2 separate regions of the Homo sapiens genome follow, and region 1 is linked to region 2. A link is a loop called in an ENCODE intact Hi-C map of the cell type or tissue named here. Cell type or tissue: mammary epithelial cell. All regions are shown on one strand. Each heading gives the region's core, and the rest is flanking DNA. Links, peaks and the distances in the headings are about the cores only.

Evidence for each region. A loop is a pair of places that touch in the nucleus more often than their neighbours do. Peaks named below come from ENCODE experiments on the same cell type or tissue, not always from the same donor. Only the 100,000 strongest peaks of a DNase experiment are listed, where the experiment ranks them.
Region 1: it touches region 2 in a loop (5-fold over the local background); 7 of 110 quality-filtered maps call a loop at or near these places.

The regions. Positions count from the first base shown.
Region 1 is chr18:80,155,961-80,160,346 of GRCh38, forward strand. PARD6G (par-6 family cell polarity regulator gamma) reads right to left here. Exons shown (of 3, transcript NM_032510.4): 3 at 1,272-4,386. The coding sequence ends at 3,811. All of the region lies in intron 1 of PARD6G-AS1 (PARD6G antisense RNA 1), which reads left to right. Among named protein-coding and RNA genes, the nearest start is that of PARD6G-AS1, 10 kb to the left of the region's middle. RefSeq lists a silencer at 3,790-3,859. In mammary epithelial cell, for the core only: a CTCF peak has its summit at 1,966 (motif pointing right); no DNase peak of the experiment used is centred there.
Region 2 is chr18:79,788,980-79,793,365 of GRCh38, forward strand. No RefSeq gene overlaps it. Among named protein-coding and RNA genes, the nearest start is that of KCNG2, 6.8 kb to the right of the region's middle. In mammary epithelial cell, for the core only: no CTCF peak of the experiment used is centred there; a DNase peak (open chromatin) is centred at 2,752; H3K27me3 peaks cover 167 bases.

The sequences.
Region 1 (4,386 bases), core at 308-4,307, 370 kb after region 2:
TTCAGGCAATCTGCCCGCCTTGGCCTCCCAAAGTGCTGGGAATACAGGTATGCACCACTGTGCCTGACCAGCAGGTGCTCTTTAAACAAGCTGTTCGAGGGGACGAGGGTTCACCCTCCGGTTTGTTTGAAACAGGAGGTCCTTGAGCTCACGCTGAGCAGCTTACCTTTCCAGAAATGGGCAAGCTGGAAATCAGCTAAGTAGGTTCATACTTTCAGTAGGAATGGTACACATTAAGTATCTTAGTGCATTTGGGAACTGGCCATTAGTGCAGCCTTACACCATTTTAATAAACTATTCAGACCGTGTGAGTTTTAGTGCTGCCATAAAAAACTTCATACTAGTGCCAACTTTTAAAATGCAAGGATCAAAAGTTGACCCTACCACACTTAGTTCATACTTGCATCCTTTAAAAACATTCCACAGAGGTGCAGGTAACTTACATGTCCTTCTGTTGGAAAATTTAGATTTTCGCTAATATAGATTTCACAACAATCATGGCATTTTTTAGATACTTTTGCACCTTGCCACAAAACTCTCACTCGCTGTGATCATTTTATGTGAAACCATAAAATATTAAATACCCTCACCAAATTGTGAATAAATTTGCCATATGATGTGGACTATCAGGTCAGGGAAACCCAAGCCTGAGGCCACACCCGGCTGGCAGCCAGGGGCACATGTGGCCTCTGCTTACACTTAAGCCTCGTATCTCATCCTGCTGAAAGCGGACATTAGTTTTGGAGAGTGTACCCAGTGTTGGCACTTGACTCCTGCCTCATCAGACTGTGGGGGTCAACTGTCCAGCTGCCGACAGTCCAGAGTTGCTGTGGGGACTCAGCAGGTGGCGAGTACTTGTGAAGCTCCTAGTAGGGTACCTGTGCTGCTTCCAGGATGCTGGTGCTCAATGTGATCACATCTGTAATTTGCTGAGTAACTGAATTTGTAATTGTAATTTGACTCTTGATGGCTGCCAGAACGACAGTGTTAATGAAAACCGTGCCAACCAGGGCACATTTAGGAAGGACTGTGTGCTGTATAAATATTCAGAAAAGCTTTTTCAAAAAGACTTCGAGAGAGGGTTCTGGACTGTCATCTGTCTATCTGATGAGCTTGGGCCCATTTTCTCATCTGCGTCCCTCAGAGAGTATGTGCGGATTCCGTGAAAGATGGTACATGATAAGCACTTGATAAATCTGTCATTCTCTTTGAGGGATTACTTTATCTCTGGTATTCTCTTCCACTTAGAACACAGGTGAAATATTCATGCATTTTGTTTACTCAAAAGTCAAAAAAGTTTTTATTCTCTGATATATAAAACCAAGAAAACTTTAATACATAATATGCATAGTTTTGTTTTTTTAAAAGGAGAAAGTGGCAGAAGTACAGACCTGTGTAGAAAAATACACCCAAGCAGCTGTTCTAAGCAGTAATTCCTAAAATTATGAATAGCACACAAATCTCAGTGAAAGCCTCATTTCTTAAAAAAAAACTCACATTTGCTTAACAACTTAAAATGTGATAAGAAATATAACCTTCCTTCTTGATAGCCGACCCAGTTATATAACAGACATTCAAGAATCAGCAATAACTTAGTAAAAGAACATTTCCTTTGTGAGGGTAACATTATTAGTTTTAGTTCCACAAAAACTGCTTCTGACTGCTGGGGCACTGAACGACATGCCCTTCATCAGAGAGCAAGTCCGGGGGGTGCGGATCCTCACCGGAGAGGTCATGGGGAAGCATCTTTGGTCTTCTCTTGCTTAGGAACAAAGGGCCAGCAATCCATTGCATACAAATAACATCAAACACAGGTGCAGGAATTCACAACTCCTCAGCAAAAGCTATTTCTTAAAAATAGAACTTGCTTTTCACTTAATATTCAGAAAAAATGAAAATGCTGAGATGCAGTTTTCCCTCTTAGCAGTTCCATGTTCACGAAGTCAGGACAGTTCTGCCACTGACCAGCAGGTGGTGCTGGACCACAAGGAGAAGCAGCGGGAGGTACGCAGCTCCGACAACCTAGAAAAATATTTCTTTACCTGTATCTGTATGAAAGATTTGGTCAGAGTTCTCAAAGTATAAATGTAACATTTTATTCAAGCAAAACACATTATATAAAATTTAATTGTATCAAATAGGAATTTTTAAAATTACTAAATATATAAACGTTGCTGGAAGATCAACATAAAGTGAGGATGAATTTAGTATTTGTTAAAAATCACTAAGTTCCACGTGACTTCTTATAGTTAAAAGTGAGAACTGCCAGTGACCATTCTAGAAATGAAAATTAGCATGTATTGTGACTTACTAAAAGAAACGTCTGTTTCAGAAAACAAAGATGAGAACTCACGTGCAAATGACTGCATTCTCAAAGACATTGCTGGACATGTGCGATGCTTATCCTTCATTTCTGCTGAAAACATTTCCGAAATCGCCCTCAGAGTCAGTCAACCCACAGGAAAAGGGTCATCTTAGAGGCAATAGAGGCTTACATCCCAAATGGGACTGCTGAGCCCAGTCCAGCAGAGCTGCTGCTTCCTACCCTGGATTTCCCCTTGAGGCTGAATGGGCCACCTATGTGGGTCACAAAAATAGCCCCTGGTCTGGTGCTGTGGCTCACGTCTATAATCCTAGCATTTTTGGAGGCTGAGGGGGGACCGTATCACCTGAGGTCAGGAGTTCAAGACCAGCCTGACCAACGTGGTGAAATCCCATCTCTACTAAAAATACAAAAATTAGCTGGGTATGGTGGCATGTGCCTGTCCCAGCTCCTTGGGAGGCTGAGGCAGGAGAATTGCTTGAACCCAGGAGGCGGAGGTTGCAGTGAGCTGAGATCCCTCCAGCTTGGATGACAGAACAAGACACTATGTCTCAAAACAAACAAAAAAAAGCCCCGGAACAATTCCACAGCTGCGGGTGCCATAAGTGTGCTGGTGGGAGCTCTCCTGTCCCAACCGAATTATGACTATGAACAGTGTGAAAATCTGGAATTCATCTCCATGGTTGTACATGGACAGGTTTGGGTGTATTTTTTTTTTTTCCCGAGACAGAGTCTTGCTCTGTCACCCAGGCTGGAGTGCAGTGGTGCGATCTCAGCTCACTGCAACCTCTGCCTCCCGGGTTCAAGCGATTCTCCTGCCTCAGCCTCCCAAGGTAGCTGGGATTACAGGCGCCTGCCACCACACCTGGCTAATTTTTATATTTTTAGTAGAGACAGGGTTTCACCATGTTGGCCATGCTGGTCTCGACCTCCTGACCTCGTGATCAGCCCACGTAGGCCTCCCAAAGTGCTGGGATTACAGACGTGAGCCACTGCACCTGGCTGCATTCGTTATTAAAAACCAGCCTCTTGTCACGTACATCAGCACAGTCGGCCTCGCCTGCAAGTCAGCAGAGAGCACAGCAAGAATGCTGAGATATGTTGCATGGGCCAACTTACTTAAAAACATGAATTTGACTATTTTAAAAAAGTAATTTTAAAGCTTCACTTTAAAAACAAAGTATTTGTAAAAATTTTAAAAAGCATTTTTTTGCACTTGGTCAGATCTTTTCTATCACTTTGCAAAGGCGCCAAGACCTGCACTCAGGCCTGGTATAGAGTGTCTCTACAGGCGTTCATTTTAAGTTCTGTGGCGAAATTCTATAAAAATAGGCAATACTTGTGTTTTTATATCCGGAAGTTGAAACAAAGAGCAGCGTTGTTTTTGTGGTCACAAAAACAACAAAAAATGAGCGGATGCAGTCTGCAGGTCCTGTCCCTGTCCTTACCGGGGAACTGGAGCTAGGATTTGGGGGCCTCTCGGGAGTCTAGAGCGTGACCGCGGGCCCGTGCTCCTCCACGCCGCCTGGCGGCAGCGCCAGGCTGTGACGGGGGTCGGCCCGCAGGGAGCTGAGCAGCCGCTGGAGGCCGCCGTCCAGGGCCAGGTCCCGCTGCAGCCGCTGCGCCAGGCCCGCGCCATTGACCCGGGAGAGGCTGCCTGCGGGCGCGCCCGGGGTCTGGGGGGGACGTGCAGGCTCCAGTGTGCCCTCGATGACGACGTCGTTGTCCTCATCGCTCTCCGCCTCGTCGGGGTGGAAGTTCTGCAGGACGCGCGGGGCGGGGGGACCCACGAAGCCCGCGGTGCCGTCCGAGGGCGGTCCCGAGCTGCCCAACGCGCGGCCGCCGCGCACCACGTTGTTGCGCTGGTTGGCGGGCTTGACGGTGACGATGAGGTTGTGGCTGTTGGCGATCATCATGTCCGTGACCTGGTCCAGCGTCTTCCCGGCCACCTCAATGCCGTTCACCTCCAGGACCTCGTCATTCACAGCCAGCAGCCCGGTGCTCTCCGCCAGGCCCCCGGGTACCATGCGCGAGATGAAGATGCCGGGCACCTTCTCCAGCCC
Region 2 (4,386 bases), core at 307-4,306:
CAAACGCCAGCCCAGGCTTCGGGAGGGCGCCTGGTTCCAGCGCTGCACACACTGGGGCGAGGCAGGGTGAGAGAGCACGCACATATATGCACACTCACACATACAGACATGCACACTCAGACTCACACATGCACACTCACACACGCTCACGCACACTCACATGCACGTGCATGCACACACGCACCCACACATGCATGCACGCACACATGCACACAGGCACGCACTCACATGCAAACGCATGCACACGCACGCACACACACATGCACGCACAGACATGCACACACGTGCATGCACACATACATACACCACACCCACATGCATGCACGCACTCATGCACACTCACACCATGCACATGCACGCACACTCGTACACACGCATGCACTCACACATGCACACACGTGCACACACGCACTCTCACACGTGCACGCCTGCACACTCGCACACTCAAGCACACTTGCACACGCACTCCCATCTCACAGACCTGGGCACACAGGCACATACGGGTGTGAGTCAGCAGCACGGGTGGGCTCACCACAGAATCTGAGCGAGGCACCTCCCACGGAACCTCCGTGCCCTCCCAGGATGGAAACCCCACGGCTCCGCTGCTCCCAGGGGGCCCCGCATGCCCCCCGCCGCGGGGGCAAGACGTGAACAGGCCAAGCACTGCCCTGAGCGGCACAGGAGGCCCTGGAGCCCGGCCGGCTCAGGCTCCCCGCAAGGAAAGCAGCCCATCCACGGACCAGGCCTTAGAGCCACGGGCGCACAGCGCGGTGCACACGCGAGAGGCAGAATGAGGAACGGGCTCGCGGGCTGGACGCTGGCGGGGACAGGAGCCTCCACAGGGGCCGCTGCGGGAAATTCCCGGGCCCCAGGCTTTTTGCGCAGGGACCTCGTCTTGTCCTTGGTATTCCAGAGGCCATGACCAGACTCTAGTCTCATAAGAAGTACAGAAATTCCTAAATTGCTCAGAGGTGCCTCCTGTGCCAAGGAAGGGGACGTCCGTGCCCCTCCTTGTCCCGGGGAGCACGGCTCCATGGCGCCCGCTGTGGAGCTGCGGTTCTCACCATGGGCAGGTGCGAGGCCGTAGACTGGTGTGGTCAGACCAGGGGACTCCTGCGTTCACCCTGGGCCCCGGAGACTAGTGATCCCGCTCCCCAGCAGAGCACCGCCAAAAGCCCCGGGTGCCGGAGCTGTCCTGCAAGAATGAACGGGCAGGAGACACAAGAGCGTGGCGGGGCCTTCCGAGGATGCGGTGCAAGGGCGCTGTTAGCACCCACGCGAGGCGGCAGCGCATGGAGGAAGCCTCCCATCGTAAGCGCGTTTCTGCCTGAAATGCACGTGTCCTTATAGGCAGCGGTCTTGCCACTCATGGACGGAGAGGCAGCATATGTTTAAAAGATGAGCACACAAAGGACTGTGCACCTGCCGCGGAGTGGCGTCCTCTGGGAGAAGCTGGAGAGTTTGAAGGGGTGGACAGGAGGCGGGAGACAGGGGAAGACGGAGCTCAGACCTGTAGGGGCTGCTGTGCTGGCCCAGAGTGTCCAGGGTTTGGGAGTGGAGGAAGGAGGCAAGTCTTTTCCAGTTAGGGAGAAACCACACAGACCCTGAAACCCGGTCCCCACATGCAGACCCAAAACCCAGTCCCATCCCAGGAGGCTGGGCCACCACCGTTGTGGGTGCTGAGTCCCTTACTTTCTGCCTCACCCGTTCCACTGAGCCTCTTTCGCGCCACCCTCACTGTCATTTGCAGGAAACACCTGTTCTCTCCATGCACCTGCTCTGATGCACTGACTTGTTACCGGGAAGGTGGCTGCTTCCAAGGCAGGCCAAGATGCCTGCGGCTTGTTATTCGTCTGAGAATGGCTCCTTGCTCTAACGGGGTTTGAGGGACAGACGGGACTGCTTCCTTCCCTCCTTCCTTCCTTCCCTCCCTCCCTCTCTCCTCTCTCTCCCTCCCTGCCCCCCCCCTTCTCTCCCTCTCTCTCTCCCTCTCTGGTTTTCTCTCCCTCCCTCTCATTCTCTCTAGCACTTTCTCCCTCCATTCTCCCTCTGATTCTCCCTCTTTCTCAGTGCTGCCTCCTGCCTCTATGATCTGAACAAATTTTCTGTGGAGATCGAAGTTGGTAGGGGGCAGGGGGTGGCAGCCTGTGTTTTTGGTAGAATTTCAAGCACGTTTTACAGGAGGAGCTGACACTGTCGGGCCATTATCTTTCCTGAGCAATGACAGCAGCACCTCCTGGCCTTGGGTCTTATCATCATATTGTTCCCGAGTGTGGCTTTCAATGCAGCTAATTACATAGGTTGTTGTTTTCTTCCACAGAGTTTTCCAGCCTCTCCAGGGCAGAGGCTGTGTCTGGTGAATGTCCAGGCACTGCAGCGCCTGGCACACGGCACTGGGTAGGTGCTTAACACAACATGTGAACAAATATTTATTGAACTACATAAAGGTAAACCACTCCATTCACAGAAGAGAAATATCTCTGTTGAGAATGTCATGGATGCCACGTAATTGGGGAGCAAAAGGAAGCCCCAGTCACCCACAACCTTTCACAGCACACGGTGCAGGGCTGGACAGTGCAAATAACTTACAGGGGTTTCCTCATCAAATCCAAGGCCATTTCCCAGAACTGTGACAGTAGTGAAATGGAATGTTACATTCACAGCACAAAATTGACAGAGACAGAAAGGACGTCTGCATTCCACTGTGGGTTTAAATGAAACGGTGAGATGCTCGGAGGAAGCGCCGGCTGCTTGCTGCATCAGGAACGTTTCGTAATAGCAAAGGCACTATCGGGAAGCGTTACGTAAGCTGTCCATTAAGGACACTGATTAGGAACGTTCAGAAATATGAAAACCGCATAGCATTGTTTGCTGGCCTCAACCACATGCAGCTTGCTTTCAGCAAGAGGGAAGGAAGTGATCACAGAAGGTGCAGGTCACTGCTGGGATGCCCCCTGGGCTGAGATAACTGAACGTATGAAACTGCTCCCTTGCCAACAGCTCGGTAAGAACGCAAGTGCTCGCGTTACAAAAGAATTTGGCATGAAGAGCTGTTCGTCAGAGAGCCCACCAGAGTCGTGTATACGTTTGAATCCACTTCCAACGTTTTAATTTACACAAATTTCAGGAGCACACTATTAGCCGAGTGGAAGGTGGTCTTATCCTCTGCACCACACGTGGGTCCGAGACCCCAGAGCACAGTCGTCTCCCTCGCCAAGAATGCACTCGGCAGCCAGGGACTCGCAGAGTGAACGTGTGCGGGTTTCAGTGGACCGCTTCCCATCTGGAGCTCAAGTTAAGATGAGGAAGTAGAATCACAGTAAATGAGGAGTTAGGGAATTTAGGGTAGAGATTAAAGTAATGAACAGAGGAGGAGGCCTGAGACAGCTGCAGAGAGACCCTGTGTTCCCTGTGAGGTGAAGCGTCTGCTGTCAAAGCCGGTTGGCGCTGAGAAGAGGTACCGGGGGCAGCACCCGCCTCCTGGGAGAGGGATGGGCCTGCGGGCACCTGGGGGAACCGCACGGACACAGACGACACTATAAACGCGGGCGAGACATCAGGGACCGGGAAACAGAAGGACGCGCGTTTCGAGCAGCTGCCCAGTGGGCCACAAGCCCCGCCACGCCACAGCCTCTTCCCCTCAGCACGCAGAGAGGGAGGCTGCAGATGCCAGAAACGGGCCCCTGTCTCCCATGAACAAGAAACAGAAAAAAAGGAAGAGAGCAGAGAGCCAGGCAGATGTTCAGGAGAATGAACGTGTCCGAAAGACAGACAGAAGCCCGGGGACTGACGTCCGTGGGAGCTCCTCCCGCACTGCAGAAGGTGAGTTCCTGGGTCCCCTCAGTACCACGCACGGGGAAGGCAGCGGGCGGAGGTCGGGAGGGCTGAGGGACACAGGTTTCTCGGTGGGGTGGTGAAAATGCTTTAAAATGGATGTAGCAACGGCTGCACGCGCTGAATAAACTGAAAACCACTGAATGGTGCAACTTAAATGGGTGACTTGTATGGTGTCAATCCTATCTCGGAAAAGCTGCAGAATATATCATCTTATTTTGAAAATCAGCCAAGATATGAAAATTATAGTAAATGTCTAGAAGAAAATGACTAATTTGGAAAATACTAGTAAAGAAAGTAATTTGACATCTAAGTTTATGACAGTACCACCCACTTCCTCATTTCCACCTTCAGTGAACACTTGCGGACAGCATGCTTCAGAGCCCGGCCCATGCCAAGGCCCAAGGACACAGATAAGAAGGTGCCCCTGCCCAAGAGGCTTAGCACCCAAGACAGATAAGCCAGTGGACACAGAGGCTTGCTATTCGTTTTCTTTTCTTCCTTTCTTTCCTTTTCTTTTTTCTTTTTAATTTTTTTCTTTTTTTTTTTGAG